Regions from separate parts of the Mus musculus genome. Here region 1 is linked to region 2. Evidence: chromatin loops called from intact Hi-C (ENCODE). Cell type or tissue: heart. All regions are shown on one strand. Each heading gives the region's core, and the rest is flanking DNA. Links, peaks and the distances in the headings are about the cores only.

The links. Peaks named below come from ENCODE experiments on the same cell type or tissue, not always from the same donor. Only the 100,000 strongest peaks of a DNase experiment are listed, where the experiment ranks them.
Region 1: a loop joins it to region 2, with 1.9 times the contacts of the local background. A loop is called at or near these places in 1 of 42 quality-filtered maps.

The regions. Positions count from the first base shown.
Region 1 is chr6:108,639,231-108,647,422 of GRCm38, forward strand. All of the region lies in intron 1 of 0610040F04Rik (RIKEN cDNA 0610040F04 gene), which reads right to left. Among named protein-coding and RNA genes, the nearest start is that of Bhlhe40, 17 kb to the right of the region's middle. In heart, for the core only: no CTCF peak of the experiment used is centred there; no DNase peak of the experiment used is centred there.
Region 2 is chr6:108,505,987-108,514,178 of GRCm38, forward strand. Itpr1 (inositol 1,4,5-trisphosphate receptor 1) reads left to right here. Exons shown (of 62, transcript NM_010585.5): 54 at 1-66; 55 at 4,709-4,873. Among named protein-coding and RNA genes, the nearest start is that of Mir7661, 20 kb to the left of the region's middle. In heart, for the core only: no CTCF peak of the experiment used is centred there; a DNase peak (open chromatin) is centred at 4,235.

The DNA.
Region 1 (8,192 bases), core at 1,887-4,386, 130 kb after region 2:
ATTTCTGTGTTTCCCCACGATTCCTGACTCGCTGGGTAAATGGAGACCATACAAGCATTGTCCTGTGAAATTATCACGTGTTTAAATTCCTTTCACTTCAGTGCATGCTTGCCTTATCAGGCCCTTATAGAAAGGAATATGCCTTTTCTTTTACTAAAGAGACATTTCAAGTGGTATTTTCAGTATTGGTGACATCGTCAGTTCTTTCTATATTATCGTAGTTGAATGGTGAGGAGCCACACAGTGTATCAAGTCCTTTAGAGTCATGAAACCTCACCAGGAAATTGCAGAACTGAGGTCCAAGTCTTTTGATTGCACACAAGGCTACTTGCATTGAGTTTGTACAGGTTTTCTGGGACTCTTTTGCCTGCAACACACAGAAGTGGAAGAAAGGAAGACTCAGAATTTCTTTGGCAGGGAGACCAAACACTCAGGAGTCCAGGGTAAGCACTGAACTTGACAAACACCAAGTAGATACAGTCTACTGGTCAAGGATGCCTTTAGCATCACATGAGAGATAATCTGCAAAGACTTCTTCTGGCTGTCTCAAAGGACAAGGTTGGGCGAGGAGGCCTGCTGGGGTTGGATTGGCTTGGTTAGAGAAGGAGACAAGCAGTGTGGGATTTCATTGGGTAGGTGCATATGATGCCCTGCGCATGACCCTACAAGGTTAGTCTTCCAGTCCCAGAGCCATGGTTTTAAATTGATGACACCATTGAATTCTATCTCTGGTGTGATTTTTCCTGGGTAGATATGAACAACAAAAAAAGATATATATATATATATATATATATATATTGTCCCAGACAGGGTACCAGAGCATATCAAAGAAATGATTCCATCCAAGTCTAGCTTAGAAAGTCAATGAGCCATTGGGGTTACTTACAGGAACATGGGTGATTCAAAAGCAACTGACTGCAACGCCAAATAGCTCACACTAGCATGGATGAAGATTCACAAAAGCTGTACACCTTGGGGCTCCCTGCCCAACCTGCAGGCAGCTCCTCCAAACATCTCCCCTCCATAATAATGTTTATTGCTTTTATAGCCTTGGGGAGGAGAGTTACGAATCTTGTCAGTGTTTTATCTTCCAGAGTCTCCTTCCTTCCTCCCAGAGAGAACGGTTCAGTTGGGAGAAAACAGCAACCCAACCCAATCCCCAGCTGGATTCAGAGTAGAGTCGGGTCTGAGAATTGCTCCTTCCCGTACAAGGAAAACCTGCCTCGGGCAATGAGTAAACCAGGTTTTTCTTCTCCCTTTTAGGTGGCAGCGCTTTCCCACATGAACCATCCTAAGGCACCAAAGGATGTTAGGTGTCTGGATTTCAACTGGGTGTTGAAATCAACAGGGTGTTCCCACTGGCAAAGTGAGTTGAGGAAGCTGTATTACCAGGATATTCTTCAGGGCCATTAGCTAAAAGCACTAGCTACCAAGCCTGGTCACCTGGGTTCAATCCTTATAACCCACATGGTGGAAGGAAAGAACCAGCTGCCACAAGCTGTCTTCTGACCTCTGTACAGATTCATTCTCTCTCTCTCTCTCTCTCTCTCTCTCTCTCTCTCTCTCTCTCTCTCTCTCTCTCTCTCACACACACACACACACACACACACACACACACACAAACCCCTATGGATATCAAGCCCTTGGCTACCATAGAGTTCCCTCTTGTGTTGCTCATCCTACAGTCCTGACAAATCACATCAGTCCTGTGTCTGATCCGAGAACATCCCACCCCAGGATCTAGCTCTTGCTGTCCTTTACATCTGGAATGTTCTTCCTCTGGCTTGTCTTGATGAGCTTGGCTCCTTCATCTTCCTCCAACCATAGCATACCATTTCCCCACCAGAAGGGCCTCGGGGTCTCCATGGCACTCATTTCCTTAGGCTCCATCTTCCTTCCTTGCTCACTTCTCCCACTATTCCACTCGGGGATGAACTGATTCTGCTCATTTCTTCACTTATTGTATGTCTCCCACAGGAAGATAGAGATCATACTTGCATTTCCAGTGCAAGGCATGAGAAAGCACTGGCTATGTGTTGAATGGCACCCTTCCTACCTCCAATTCTACTCTGAAGAGCTAGCCCCCAATGAGGGGGGTACTTGGAGAAGGGTTTGGAGAGGTGAATTGGTGTAGGTGAGGTCATAAAGTAGGGCCCCAGGAATGAGATACTTAGAGAAAGAGAAAACAAAGTTCTTTACCAGAGAAGGGGCCCATATAGAACCAAGTGTTAACTTTACAAGGTTGTCAATATAGCACAGGGGGCTAGAGAGCTTCCCTAGCATCTGGTAAGGGCCTAGGTGGAATCACCACCATAATGAAGTCATAATATACGTGGTGGTTGGAATATGCTTGACCCACGGAGTGGCACTTTTGGGAGGTGTGGCCTTGTTGAAGGAAATATGTCACTGTGAGGGCGGGCTTAAAGACCTTCCCCCTAGCTGCCTGGAAGACAGCAGTCTTCTGTTTGCCTTCAGAACAAGATGTAGAACTCTCAGCTCCTCCAGTGCCATGCCTGCCTTGATGCTGCCATGCTTCCTGCCTTGATGATAGTGGACTGAACCTCTGAACCTGTAAGCCAGCCCCAGTTAAATGCTGTTGCCTTTTATAAGAATTGCCTTGGTTATGGTGTCTCTTCACAGCAACGGATGGCATAACTGCATTTTTATGGTAGGGATGCATGGTCCTCGGTGGTCCATCTCAAGTGTTCACTGGCTAGTGTTGCCTTGTTTATTAGGCCATTGAGATGCAGAGTTTAATTAGACACAAATTAAACCCAGGTCACCAGGCTTGGTAGCTAGTGCTTTTTTTTTTCTTTCTTTCTTTTTTTTGCTAGTCTCATCATAAATATCTATGACTGCCAAACGACTAGAAGATATATCCAGGCAAAGTCCACGTGCACAGCTGGCTACCAGGTCAGACATCTCAAATCAACTAACCTTATCTGTCAAATGGCTTCTGCGGCTGGCTCGGGAAGCTCAGACAGTCCTTGAACTCCTTCCTGAAGACTGTGATTACTGATCTGGACTAGCAGGCCCAGACCTGGGCGGAGATTCGCATTCCCCAGCAGTTTTAGCACTGCATTGACAGAAACTAATCTCCGAACCCCCCTGTGGAGCTGCACAGGCCTTTGTAAGTGAATTTATAAAAACCAGTTCTAAAAAGTTCACACAATTTTTTGAATACTCTAAGGAATATAGAGCTTTTTAAACTTTTTGTGTTCATGGTTGTCGTTGTTGTTTGGGTTTTTGCTTTTGTTTTGGTTGTTTTGGTTTTTCTACGTAGCCTTGGCTGTTCTAGAACTCTGTAGACCAGGCTGGCCTCAAACTTGCAGAGAGCTGTCTGTCTCTGCCTCCTAAGTGCTGGGATCTAAGGCCTGCACCACCACCGTGAGGCTTAGAAACAATAATTTCATAGTCCTCAAAATCAGCTATTTGTTTATTTTATATAGTTGAAAACTGAAACTTGAAGTTTTGTTTACTAAAAGACCAAAATGTAAGTAAACTACTAGAATATTCTGGACAACAGCATTGTGTTGGGAAATGTCAATTTTTATCTTTTTCTGGGCAAAAAAGATCAGGCCTCCTACCTTGTTTCCTTGCTGTTCATCCTAAAAAAAACCACTGATAAATTTGCAGAAAGAACTATCTAATCTTAGAAGCCAACTTTACCTTCAATGTATTTTGGTTACAATGCTAATATCTCAATTATATCTATGACCCTATATATACAGATATGTCAAACAGTTATTAACATCTACTATTTTTTTAAAAAGTAGCAACAAAGTTTAATTGGTTCATTATAAGCCGGGCACTGCTGAAGTATTTTAAATGAATAATTTAAACTTTATCCTTCGGTGACCCTCTGAGACAGATACTGTTACTTTACAGAGAAAACTGAGGCTTTGAGAAAAGGCTACAGGGTCAGTGAGTTGGCTCAGCCAGTGAAGGTGCTTGCTGCCAATCATGTGGACCTGAGTTCACTTCCTGGAACCTCGTGACAGAAGGAGAAAACTGACTCCTGCTAGTTGTTCTCAGCACCGCCCTTGTGCTGTGGCGGGGTCATGTATTCCCACAAGCGCCTATGCCTCTGTGCTTACATGCACAGAATAGGCCAATGAGTAAGTAAACAAAAGAGCCACTGCTCAAGAAAACTAATTCTGCTGCTAATAACTGAAGAAACAAGTAGCTAAAAGGACAAACTGTTTTCTGGGTAAAATATTTCTATTTGTGTGTGTGTGTGTATATATATATATAATCACTTTAGTCATTACTTGCTAAACAGTTGTCCTGAGGGAGCAGCATTCACAGACCAGGTTCAAGTCATTGTCCTTCCATAGGTGGTTGTTAACATGTAAGTTAACTTAATTGCTGGTACCACAAGAGCACACTCATGAAAATGTCATTTCCAATGTGTGTTTGGTATCCAGAAAATGTTCAACAAGTGTTTTTAACTAAATGAAGGAATGAAATAAATGCCTTAAAATTTCTAGGACAGCCAGTGCTATAGAGAGAAACCCTGTCTCAAAAAATATAAAAATATAAAAATGAGTGGATGAATAAATACATAAATATAAAACAAAGAAAGAAAAACTCCTTAAACTACCCTTAATTAAATATTGCCAGCTAGTAAACAAAAGCCGTCATCCCAGCAATCAGTTGGCCGAGGCAGGAGGATCCCGAGTTCAAAGCCAGACTGGGTTACGTAGTAGGTTTAATTTCAGTCAAGCATAGTGAGACCCTATCTCAAATGAAATACAACAGGGCCTGGGGAAATGGCTCTGTCAGTAACGCGCTTGCTTACAAACACAGGAATCTGAACTCAAATCCCCCAAACTCACATCAGCAGCTGGGTGCTGCCAGATTCCCAGTGTTGGGGAGACAGAGTGAGGGGAACCCCAGGGGCTTGCTGGCCACTCAGCCTACTCAATCCATGAGCTCCCTGTTCAATGAGAAACTCGGTCTCAAATAAATAACAAGAAAAGAAAATGGCAGAGGAGGACCCCTCTGATCTCTGTGCACACATATGTACATATAACACACACACACAACAGAAGGAAACAAAAGCCTCCAGATCACCACCAGCCTCCGCCTTTCTTTGGGAGATAAAGTTGTAGGAAAGTACACTTTCTCTTCATCTGCCTTCTGATCATTTCTAAAATGCCTTCAAAGCAGTCTGACCCTAAATGGTCTCTGTTCCCAACTACCGAGACACTGCCAGGTGCAGAGTGAGGTAAAAAGTACTCACCCTTCTGTGGCTATGTTAATTCGTCTGTAAATATGGGCCCAGTAGGTGGTAACAGAACAATACTGCCTGAACTGCTAAATGTCCTCTGGGGGTCGGGAGCTGTGGCTTAGTGGGAAGGAAAAGTGTGGTGAGACTGGATGCTAAATGTATAGCTTCCGAATGACTCTTTACTGTAGTCAGGAACCACCTGTAATTTACAGGTCCCCTCTGGACCTCTGAGGGTTTCACACTCACCTGCACATACATAACAACTCACATAGACATACACACAATTAAAAATAATTTTTAAAAATCTAAAAAAAAAAATAAGTGTACTCACTGTAACACTAAAACGGTGATTCTCAACCTGGGGGGTCGTGACCCCAATGAGAGTCACATAACAGATATCCTACATATCAGATATTTACATTATGATTCATTAACAGTAGCAAAATTTCAGTAATGAACTAGCAACAAAATAATTTTATGGCTGGGGGGTCACCACAACATGAGGCGATATATTAAAGGGCTATAGCATTAGGAAGGGTGAGGATCACTGCTCTAAAATGTCACTCCCTATGCATCTCATGTATCTTGAAATAATTTTCTAGCTCCTTCCAGTTCTAGGTTGTTGGTTTTATTTATTTCATTTCATTAAAGCCTTTCCTTTGTTTCCCTTACATTGACGTTCTTTGTATTAGTCAGGGTTCTCTAAAGAAACAGAACTGATAGAATAAATCTATATGTGTTAAAGGCGATTCATTAGAATAGCTTACAGGCTGTGGATCAGTTAGTTCGACAATGGCGTTATCGTGACCGAAAGGCAAAAATCTGGTAGTTGTTTAGTCTACGAGGCTCCGTGTCTCAGCTGCTCTTCAGCCTACATTAAATGCTAAAACATGTAGACTATGATGCTATTGAAGGAATGACCCAGCAACAGACAGGTGAACTTGCCAGCCAGACTGAGGTCAATCAGGCGAAAAGGAAAAAAGGTCTCTTAGTCTGTGCCCTTTTATGTGGCCCAAATGTATTAGTTGGGGGGGTGTCTCTGCCCACTTCAGATAATTCTAACTGAGAAAGTCCCTCACAACTGTGTCCAGATGCATGGGCTTCAAACGGTCCCAGATGCAGCTAATTAACCAGGAAGATTAGCCATCACGACATCGGAGCACAGGTGGGCTGGTTCTATGGCGTGGCCCACCTCACACATGCTCAAAGTTCTTACTACTTAACTACCTTACAGTTAGCTGAACATTTGTATCGCAAAGAACAGAGGAAAGGTACAGAATCCTGGGGTTTGGGGGTACCTGAGAGCTAGCCTGTGTATTTATGATTCACCAGGTTCAATCCACAGCGGGAAGAAGGCAAAGGAGAGATAGAGAGAGGAAGAAAGAGGAGAGAGGGAGGGAGAGAGAATCCTAAGCTTAACCCCAGACCTAAGGAAGAAGCAGAATGTGATATACCCAGGTGTTTTCAATACAGAGTAAAATGTGAGAGACTATCCTAAGAGGCAGAGGAGGGGGTGTTCATTGTTCAAATATTGTTTGGAGAATAAATATTGCTTGGTGGCCACTCAAAGCCTCCCTTCGCCTCAGCCTCTCCCTCTCCCTCTCCCTCCCCCTCCCCCTCCCCCCTTGCCTCTCTCTGTGTGTATGTGTGTGTGTCTGTATGTCTAAGATTGTGTGCATGTGTATGGGTGTCTACCACCTACCTCAGTACCTGTCAAATTGCGATGCCAAATTTTCACTGTGTTTTCCCTGCTTTGTTATAGCATTAGTGTGTCCTAAGAAAGTGAACACATTTTTTGAAGGGTCTAATGGAGATGGCACGTCTGCAGCTGAATTCTACTTTTGTGAAACCTCGTATTTCTAAACCAAACTCACTGGTAGATTCTTTACAGCACTAGCTTACCATCTCCATTTCCCCCTTCAACTTCAACTCGCAACATTTCAATTCTTGCACCAGATGCTGGGCCATGGATGTGTATAACTGGATCTTTGGGGCAAGTTCAAGGCCAACTTACATAAACACACAAAATGAGAACACAATGAGAACTGGTCTCAAAGGTAGACAGACAGACAGACAAACAGATGAAATGAATATTTAAACATAAAGCACAATTTCAGTTTCTGCGTGCTTGATGCTCTTATGATTCTCAGCTGCAGGGGTGCTGCACATTCATAAATCCTGAACCTGCATAGGTGCTGCAAGCTTACCTTTTCCTCCCTAGTAAGAGACAATTCCCTGGGAGGTTTCTGACGGAGCAGATGTGCCAGATGTGTAGGGTTACAAAAGGCTCTTGCTTTTATTCTAATAACCAAAACAAAGCAGGTAAGCTCAAAATGACTGCTGTTGAAAGAGCGAGCATCAGCTGCCCAGAGGTATCTAAATGAAGCAAATGCAAGAAAGGGGCAAGCTCTACCCAAGAGAGAAACCCACAGTCATGTTCACCTTTGTTAACTGCAACAGGGAAACTGATCACCATTCGAACCATTTGGACTGAGAACCATTTGAACTCAGCAGCCCGAGCAGTGAAGATTGCCACCCAGAGTGGGTCTGTCTGTCCTGCCTTCCTGATCCACCCAGAATCACCACAGGCTACTAGATGTCGCTCCTCAAAGTTAGAGGCAGGAAAGAAGGATTTAAAGAAACTCCTTGGAGCATTTGGGGCCTTCACAGAATCTGGAGAGTTTATCAAGGGCATGGTGCTGGCTGAAGAAAGGTCTACAGAGAAGCAGAAAGCAAGGAGCAAAGGGCAAAGGGGATAAAAAAGGCTATCTATCACCAGGGCTGTAAAGCAGAGCGAGCTCTCCCACAGCTGTGAAACCTGCCAGCTTGGTTGTGAAGTAATGGGCTCAGCAATCTCCCCAGAACTCAGACCTCAGGCTGTGCTGAAGGCTAAGAACGTACTCCCATCAAGCCAGTTAAGAGTTAATGATGAGATTTTTATTCGTTTGGGGGTTGAGAA
Region 2 (8,192 bases), core at 3,115-5,614:
ACAATCCTACGACTGATATTTTCAGTTGGGTTGCAGCCCACACTGTTTCTGCTGGGAGCTTTCAATGTAAGTATGAATCGCTTTGTAGTACAGTTCTCATATATGAGTAAGTAGGAATGCTTTCCATTTTGTCCCTAGCATCTTGACTTTGGTTTTCAATCTAGAAAAAAAATGCTATCAGTCTCCATCTTCCTTTGACCTCTTCAGGGTGAATTGAGTCTCCCGGGGCATCATTTGGGCCTCAACATGACCTTTCCTTGGGAGTATCCCTCTCAAGAGCTAGACAGGGACAGTAGCAGCCATCGAAGTTCAAGTTAGTTTGGTCAGTCTGACCAAAGGTTTGTTTAGACCATAGGTTTTTAGCCAGCAAATCAAACGATCAAATATTAACATAGCACTTGGTTCTCAAAGGGCTCACATAGAAAAGAGGGGAGAGGTTAGAGGGACTGTTCACAAACAGACAGAGCAAGTGGTGAGGGAAGGAGAAAATGACAGGTGACTATTTAGATGTCAGTGGAGTGCTGTCACTATAGTTGAAGGGATGTCCAGGGTCCTTAGGAGATAGTTATGGCTGAGGGAAGGCTATAGGTGGCATGGGACTCCTGCATCTTGGGAATCTCAGAATACCTTCCTTTGGCTTTGGTTTCTATTCTAATCATGTAAGAAAGCTGACGTGAATGTACAAAAATGGAAGTGTCATAGAAAAGTGCGGGCAATACAGAATCGTGTCAGGTATCCCGATCGCTAAAGCGTCAGGGATTCTGGCCAGATAAGCACAGAGAAAGAAAGGCAGCGGGTTTGAAATTGTGTTTTGTTGATTTGGTTTCGGTTTGGTTTGGATTCTTGAAATATTCTTGCTGTAGAGCCCAGCTCAGCCTTGAACTCTCTGTGTCCCAAACTGATCTTACATTGACTATGTAGCCCATGCTGACCTCCAATTCATGATCTTCCTGCCTCAGCCTTCCAGAGTGATAAAATTACAAGCATCTGCCACCACACCTTATGAAACTGTACATGAAAGAATAGAAAAGGTGAGGCCAGGAAGTGCAAGACTCAGGAAAGCATTTTGCTTGTCTTAGGCTTCATAGGCCTAAGTGGAGCAATAGACCAGAGAGCCGTGTTAGGGAGGGGACTAATCCTGGAACACTGAACTCTGGGGTAAGTTCATTGAATGTCTTCCTCCAGGTTCACATGTGTTTCCAGAACATCATTCCATGGTGGTAAATGTTGGGTGAGGAATTAAAATAGAGGGTCAATGGCAAAAATCCATTAAAAGTGTTGTAACTGCAATAAAGACTTAAAGAATAAGCCCAAGACTCTGAGAAAGGGAACCTTCGTGGCCATGTTTCCCACATGCCTGTAGCTTTGCTGACGAGTCAGTGAGACTGATGCGGGGGGTACTCTATGCGCCTTGGTAAATGCTTGCAGTGTTTTGAGCCAAGATTATCTTTTCAAAGACATCCTAGAAAATTCATTCATCCATGTTATGTAGACTGGGGTGGGAGGTACTGTAGTCAGAGAGGCCCTTGGGGCTCTGCCAGTGCTTTTGATCAGGTGTGGTAAGGCTGAGTCATAGTGTAGACATAAGAAACAAGCTGCAGGTGTCTCAGTGGTGAAGGAAAGAACACCATGGGGTAGGCAAAAAGGCAGAGCAAACAATGAGGAGGTCTTTTTCTTCAAGCAAAGAAGTATTGTCTTAACTGGGTGGACAATGAAAGGAATAAATTTATTTTGTGTATTAGTTGCCTTTCTGTTGCTGTGACAAAATGCCAAGACAAAGGCAATTTATAAAGCATTTAATTGGACTTTCAGGGGGCTGAAGTCAATTAATGGGGGAACCAAAGGCTTGGCAGCAGGAATATCTGAGAGTTCATATCTTGAACAAGCAGGAGGCAGAGAGAGCAAACTGTGAATGGCTCTTGTCTTTTGAAACCTCAGCTCCTCTCCCCACCCCCAGCCCACCACCATGTGACGAACTTCTTCCAACAAGGTCACACTTCCTGATCTTTCCCAATTAGTCTACCAACTGGGGTCAAGTATAGAAACACACGAACCTGGGGTGTGGGGGCTATTTTCATTCAAGCCACCTGGGTCTGGAGGCTGGGGTTCACGTGTGTACTTGTGTTTGTGCCAGTGTGTATGCAGGCCAAATGTCAACTTTAGTGTCTTTACTCAGGAGCCATCCACCTTCTTATTTGAGACAGGTCTCTCACTGGCTTAAGGCTTGCTGAGTTGGCTAGGTTCAAAAGCACCAAGGCTTCCCTGTCACTGCCTCCCCACTGCCTCCCCTGTATGGAGATAGCAAGCATACACCACCACACAAGGATTTTTTTTTTTTTTTAACATGGGTTCTGGTGATCAAACTCAGGCTTACATGGGAAGCATGTTTACAACTGAGCCATCTCCCTAGTGTAAAAAATATAAATTTAACACTAAGTTTCCAATCATGGGTGGCTGGGGCAATACTATGGCCTCCGTCTAAAATGAAATGATGCAACAATGCATTCACATTGTTCACTTATAATGCCTGAGGTGGCACGACATGCCATTACTATTAGCTCTGACAATTGTCAAAGCATGGGCACAATGGCAAAGAGAGAGAGAGAGAGTTCTAGAGACGGTGGCATAGGTTTTGTGTGCTCTGAGAAGTTGTTTCAGAGGGAACACAGGATAATCAGATGACAGACAGGACAGATGGATGGAAAGAAAAGGTATTAATTAGTTCCTCAGAATGTGTGACTATTTGTTTCTTTTTGTTCTGTCCTTTGATCATTCCACAGACAACACATCTTTGACAAAGACCATTTTCAAGGAAGACTCAAGTTAGACAATTGCTATTTTTAATACATTAGCTGAGGAGGCCAGGACAGCTATCATAAATAGTCACTTAGAGTTTTGTTTTGTTTTAGCAAGATATACTATTTGGTGTGTATGGGATAAGTAAGAGTGGCTGAACAAACAGGTGAAGGCTAGGGGAAGAGGCTAGGGTGCTATCCAAAGGATGACTCACTGAGGTTAGGGTTAGGACAGGCTCACCAGTCTCCTGCTAGAGGAAGCCAGATGGATGTGCTCAGAACATAAGACATGGTATATACTGACAGCATCCCTTAGAGGTAGGGCAGGAAGCTAGATCAAAAGCTGGTCAAACAGTCAGTGTGGAATAGGGGCAATAGACTGAGTCTACAAACAGGAGATACTTGCTGGAGCGGCAGTGAATGTTAAAGAGGAGATCAAGTAGGCTGAAGTGGACTGTTGGCCTGTTCAGATTTTTAGAACTTGGGTGTGTAGGAGGTTCTGTGGTGTCAACTGGACTATGATCATCTCTCGTTTCTCCAAACCCCTCTCTCTAAACCTCCATCCAGAGTCAGTCATGCTCTGCTACCCTGTAAGGAAATCTCACCCACAGGGTCAGAACTCAGGGGAAACCTGGCCGATTGTATGTTGAGGGTGCTTGAGAAAGCTGGAGGTTCTCTGTCCGTGTTGGTGTCCTCCCTTATCTGATTGTCAAGGAGTTGGCTTACACTGGCCTGCAGCTTAGCTGGCAGGATGTCTGTGTGCCTGGTGCCAAGGGAACTAGAGAAGCAGAAGATGGTTTCCCCAAGTGCATTCAGAGTGTTCTTTCTAGCTTTTCTGTCAGCCTGTTAATGGAGATGGATTTCCAGGCATGGGGTATATGTTCACATACAAATGTATTATCTAGTAGGTAAGTCAGGGACCCTTCAATAGTGGGTGTCAGGAAACCCACGCTAGATGAAGCAGAGTGGAAATGCATTGGTTCATTTTGACATAGAAAGCAAGAACCTGGCTTCAGGTATAGCTGAATATGGGGGCTTAGGCAGTGGCATCGGGGCCCAATTCTTTTGTCCCTTAGTTTGGCTCTGTGTCTACTGAATGTTTGTGATTTTATGACCCACGGTGGGGTAAGAAGAGGACAGTAGCCCTAAACTCATATTCCCTTCAGGTTCAAGGTAAGTAGAAAAAAAACAAAATTGTCTTTTGCTATAATCCCAGGGGAGAAAAAAATGCCTCCTGGGTTTTATTGGCTCATTTGGTCACATGACAATCCTTGAACAATTATTATATCCAGAAGAATATAATGTTGTGATTGGCCAGATGAAGCTCCTTCCCGACCTCGGGAACTGGTTCTTGAAAAGGGGTGGATCCCCCATGGGAAGGTCAGAAATCGTTCCCTGAAAGAAGTACAGGACAAAGAGCTCATCCTGGCAAAACCCTGTTTTTGTTTCTTAAGAAAATGTTCATCTTACTTGTGACTGCAGAAGCCAAGAAAGTTGAGCCGTGTCCACTTCTCACTAAGCTCAGCCCCTGTAGTGTCTGGAATGGAGCCAGCTTAGATAACGAGCTTTAAGCATGCTGATCGCAGAGTTCACAGAGACGGGTGACTTCTGTATCTGACTGACTCATACAAGAATGTTAGAAATGGTTCATTTCGAAAACCATCATTTCAGTATGTGTTAATTTTGTTTTTGCCGTACACAAGTGCTGCTTGATTGCTGGTGCACTTGAAATGATTTGACTACTGTGTAATTTGTATTATGCCTGAAAAGCAAAGTACTGGAATGACTTGGAGTCCCAGGACAGTTCTGAGAGAGCTTGGTGGGCACTCGGTGCTAAGGCTCCTCTCAGGTTCTCACGCCTAGTTGAGCATGGTCTCTGCCATCTGACTCTTCCCACCACCGTCTGTTCTCAGGTCTGCAATAAAATCATCTTCCTGATGAGCTTTGTGGGCAACTGTGGGACCTTCACCAGAGGCTACCGGGCCATGGTTCTGGATGTGGAGTTCCTCTATCATTTGCTGTATCTACTCATCTGTGCCATGGGCCTCTTCGTACATGAGTTCTTCTATAGCTTGCTGGTGAGTACCAGGGGTTCACATGTGGAGAACTGTGTCATCTCTTATCACAGACCCCCCACCTTCTAATCACAGCTACTGGGCCTGGTTCTATAATATCAAGCTCCAACTGCATCCGATCTTGGGAGGATCTGAGAGGAAAATGACATAGGAAACAGGGCAGCTCCAGGGAACCTGGCAGTGCAGGATCTCATCATGTCCTGTATGTGGCACATCTGTAGTTTCCACTCATGGAGGAGGTGCCTCTGCAGTTCAGATGTTTCCTATATATGTGTCCATTTCTCTCACTTGGGAAGCACTTGCCAAGAGGCATATGTTTGACACAGTCACCTACAGTCCTCTGCAATCTGTTTCTCAAGGCAAACATGTCAGGACCAAAGTAAGAGCAACTTGCAAAGCCCAGGACCCAGGACAGTGAGCTTGCTAAGTAAAAGTGATTTTGTTCCCATAGAGCCAAGTTGTTAAGACCTTGACAGTTGGTGAGTTGGTTCTGTCCCTTTCTTGGGAGCAGATTAAGTTATAAACCAAATAATGATTTTCTGTGCCAAAGTCAAAAGAAACCTAGATCTATAAAATTGGGGATAAGAAATTTCAGTGCACCTACATAACATGGCAAGAAGCATAAACTTTTATGGTGCAAACACAAGAAATATAAAAATATGAAGATCAAAAAAAATATCCAAGGGCTAAAAATAAGAGAGGGGGGGTAGGGAAATGGAAGGAAAGGAAAGGAAAGGAAAGGAATGAAAGGATTTAGACAATAGGGATTGTGAAACGTCCTTAAGGAAAACCCATGTATGGTTTCTAAGCTGCTTTTGTCTGTCTCAGTTTCCTTCCTTCCTTCCTTCCTTCCTTCCAAGTTGAGAAGAAGGTTTTCCTCGCAGGGATACTGTATGGATCACATGTAACTGTTCATGTCAGCATCCTAAGCAAGCATTGCCATGGGACAGCTCCCTAGTCTTATCTTTATCATCCTCTGTTCTCGATGCCACAAAAAAAAAAAAAAAAAAAAAAAAAAAAAATAGATAAAGAATTCACCAGGATTAGCTCATTCCATTAGTGAGAGATGTTGGCGGGCTAAGCGGAATGGTTTATTTTCTCTAGTTTCAGAATCTGGCTGGCTGTACTTTGAGCTTTTAAGCAAAGGGGTGGCAGGATGTACTTGTGAGCGCTATTATGTGGCCTATTTTGGTCATTCTGCATCAGAAATCTTTAGAGCCATCCTGGAGTCTGTTCTGGAACTGTTCTGTGTCGTGCATGAGCATCCCTGGACAGAGTTTAGCCCGTGAGTCAAGGAGACCCACATCCACCAGTGCAGCACACTCCAGTCCTCCCTGGGGAGAGTGGCAGAGGGCAGGGATTGTCTCTTGGGTCCCTGGTTGTTGTTTATTCGTTTGTTTTGTTTTGTTTTGAGGTAGGATCTCTCCCTTTGTGCCCTTTGATCTGTACCCTCTCCCCCTGCTGGGTGTGGCTTTCCTTGCTGCTCTCCTTCCTGTTGATCTTGCTTCCTTTCTTCTTCATTTCCAGTCTGCTGCTTTGGTTTTTTGTTTTTTTTTTTTTTTTTTTTTTTTTTGAGTTATTTTTTGGAGGTAGCCAGGGCCTTTCCTAAATGCAAGGGACAGTGTGAGGTGAGACCCACACCCCTTACCTCACAGCCTTACCATCAACGAGACAGAGGCAAAAAAACGGTCACAGCTAAATCTCTGCAAGTGCGTGCTTCTCCCACACTCTCACCCTCCATTTGAGGGAGATGATGTCTTTAGGTCGCAGCTGAGGACCGTGACACATGGTGCCCTGAATCACACAGTCACTCGATCTTCCAGACCCAAATGTCATTCCTCCCAACCATGGGCAGGCCATACCTCTGTGAGCACAGCGTCCCATGCTGCAGCTCACACCCGTGCTTCCAGAGCCCTCCCGTCACGGAAGCACAGTGCTGTCAGTCTAGATGAGGGTGAAAGCCACTCTCGTGTGCATCCAGGGGTCTCCTGAGCCTTGACTTGCCTGTGGGATCCTGTTCTTGTCCAAAGAAGTACTGAATGTATCTGATGAGAACTCAAAACCCAATATTCCCACAAAGAAAGAAAGCCTCCCATGTTTAAAACAAACCTGAGTTTTCAGAGAGAGAAAGAGAAACAGAGAGAGAGAGAGACTGACTTCCTACAGAGAAATCTAGAGGAGTCCCCTGGGTGATCAGAGCTCCCTTGGCTTTAGCTGTCTAGGAGGAAGGAACCGTAATCCCTTGGCCTAAGGTACTGTGGCCCCCCAGGAAGCGTCTGGACCTGGCCTCAAGCCTGCATCCCAGTTGTGTTCTTAAGAAAATATTAACAGCGGAGATGAAAATGTACAAAGTTCCTAAACAGCAGCTGACAGGATGAGGGCCCCAGATGGTCACTGAGCGCGGAGACAGGTTCATCCCTGAGTGCCGAGCCAAGGCAAGCTCATTAGAACGCCCACACTCTCTGAGTCTAACCTGTCGCCTGAGAAAGGTTAAACAGCACACTCATTCCTGGTCTGGTGGCCATAGGGACACAGCGGGTCTAAATTGCTAGTAATTGCAAATATAAACTGAGACAGCACACTTGATGGCTATAGGCAGTACTCATCTATTATAACAGGAATTACAGATTTCTGTTTCTGGAAATTAGTCAGAAAGCCCTAAGTAGACAGATGTGTATACGAGCATATCCAGAGGTGTTCATCACAGAAGCACTGATAAGACAATTGAAAACATGTTGACTAGTCACAAACATGATACTGGCTATGTTAAGTGTATGTGTTTCTAAATAACACTAGGAGATCATTTTGACATGACATGAAATGTGCCTGAATATTGTCCAGGAGTGGCTATAAGTCAGTATTATGGTATTTATTAATAATATCTATACATTCCATTTTTAAAAGGAATAATACGTGGATGTCTATAGATGATGGAATGGAATTATTAGGTTTTTTCCTTGGTATTCTATCTTTTCCAAGGTCAATTTTTACTTAGAAAATATATAATATATTTATATATATTATAAGTAAAAATACAGAATATATGCTATATTTTATTGTTTCAATTTTAAAATTATTTTCTAAAAACCATAAGAGGGTCTTTCCTGGTTTGATCTGTTAATTCCGTGCCTCCTGCCCACAGAAGACAAGTACCCTTTGTTCGCTGTGTGATTTGCTCTTAGTACTTCAGACTGAGTTGCTAGGAAATATTTAACCAATGTTAAAGCAACACAGCCTTTTACTTTCTTTTGTGGATTAAATGCCACATCCTTGCTTCCTTTGAAAGATCCTACTTTGCCCAGTACCCTCTAGGAAACTAGTT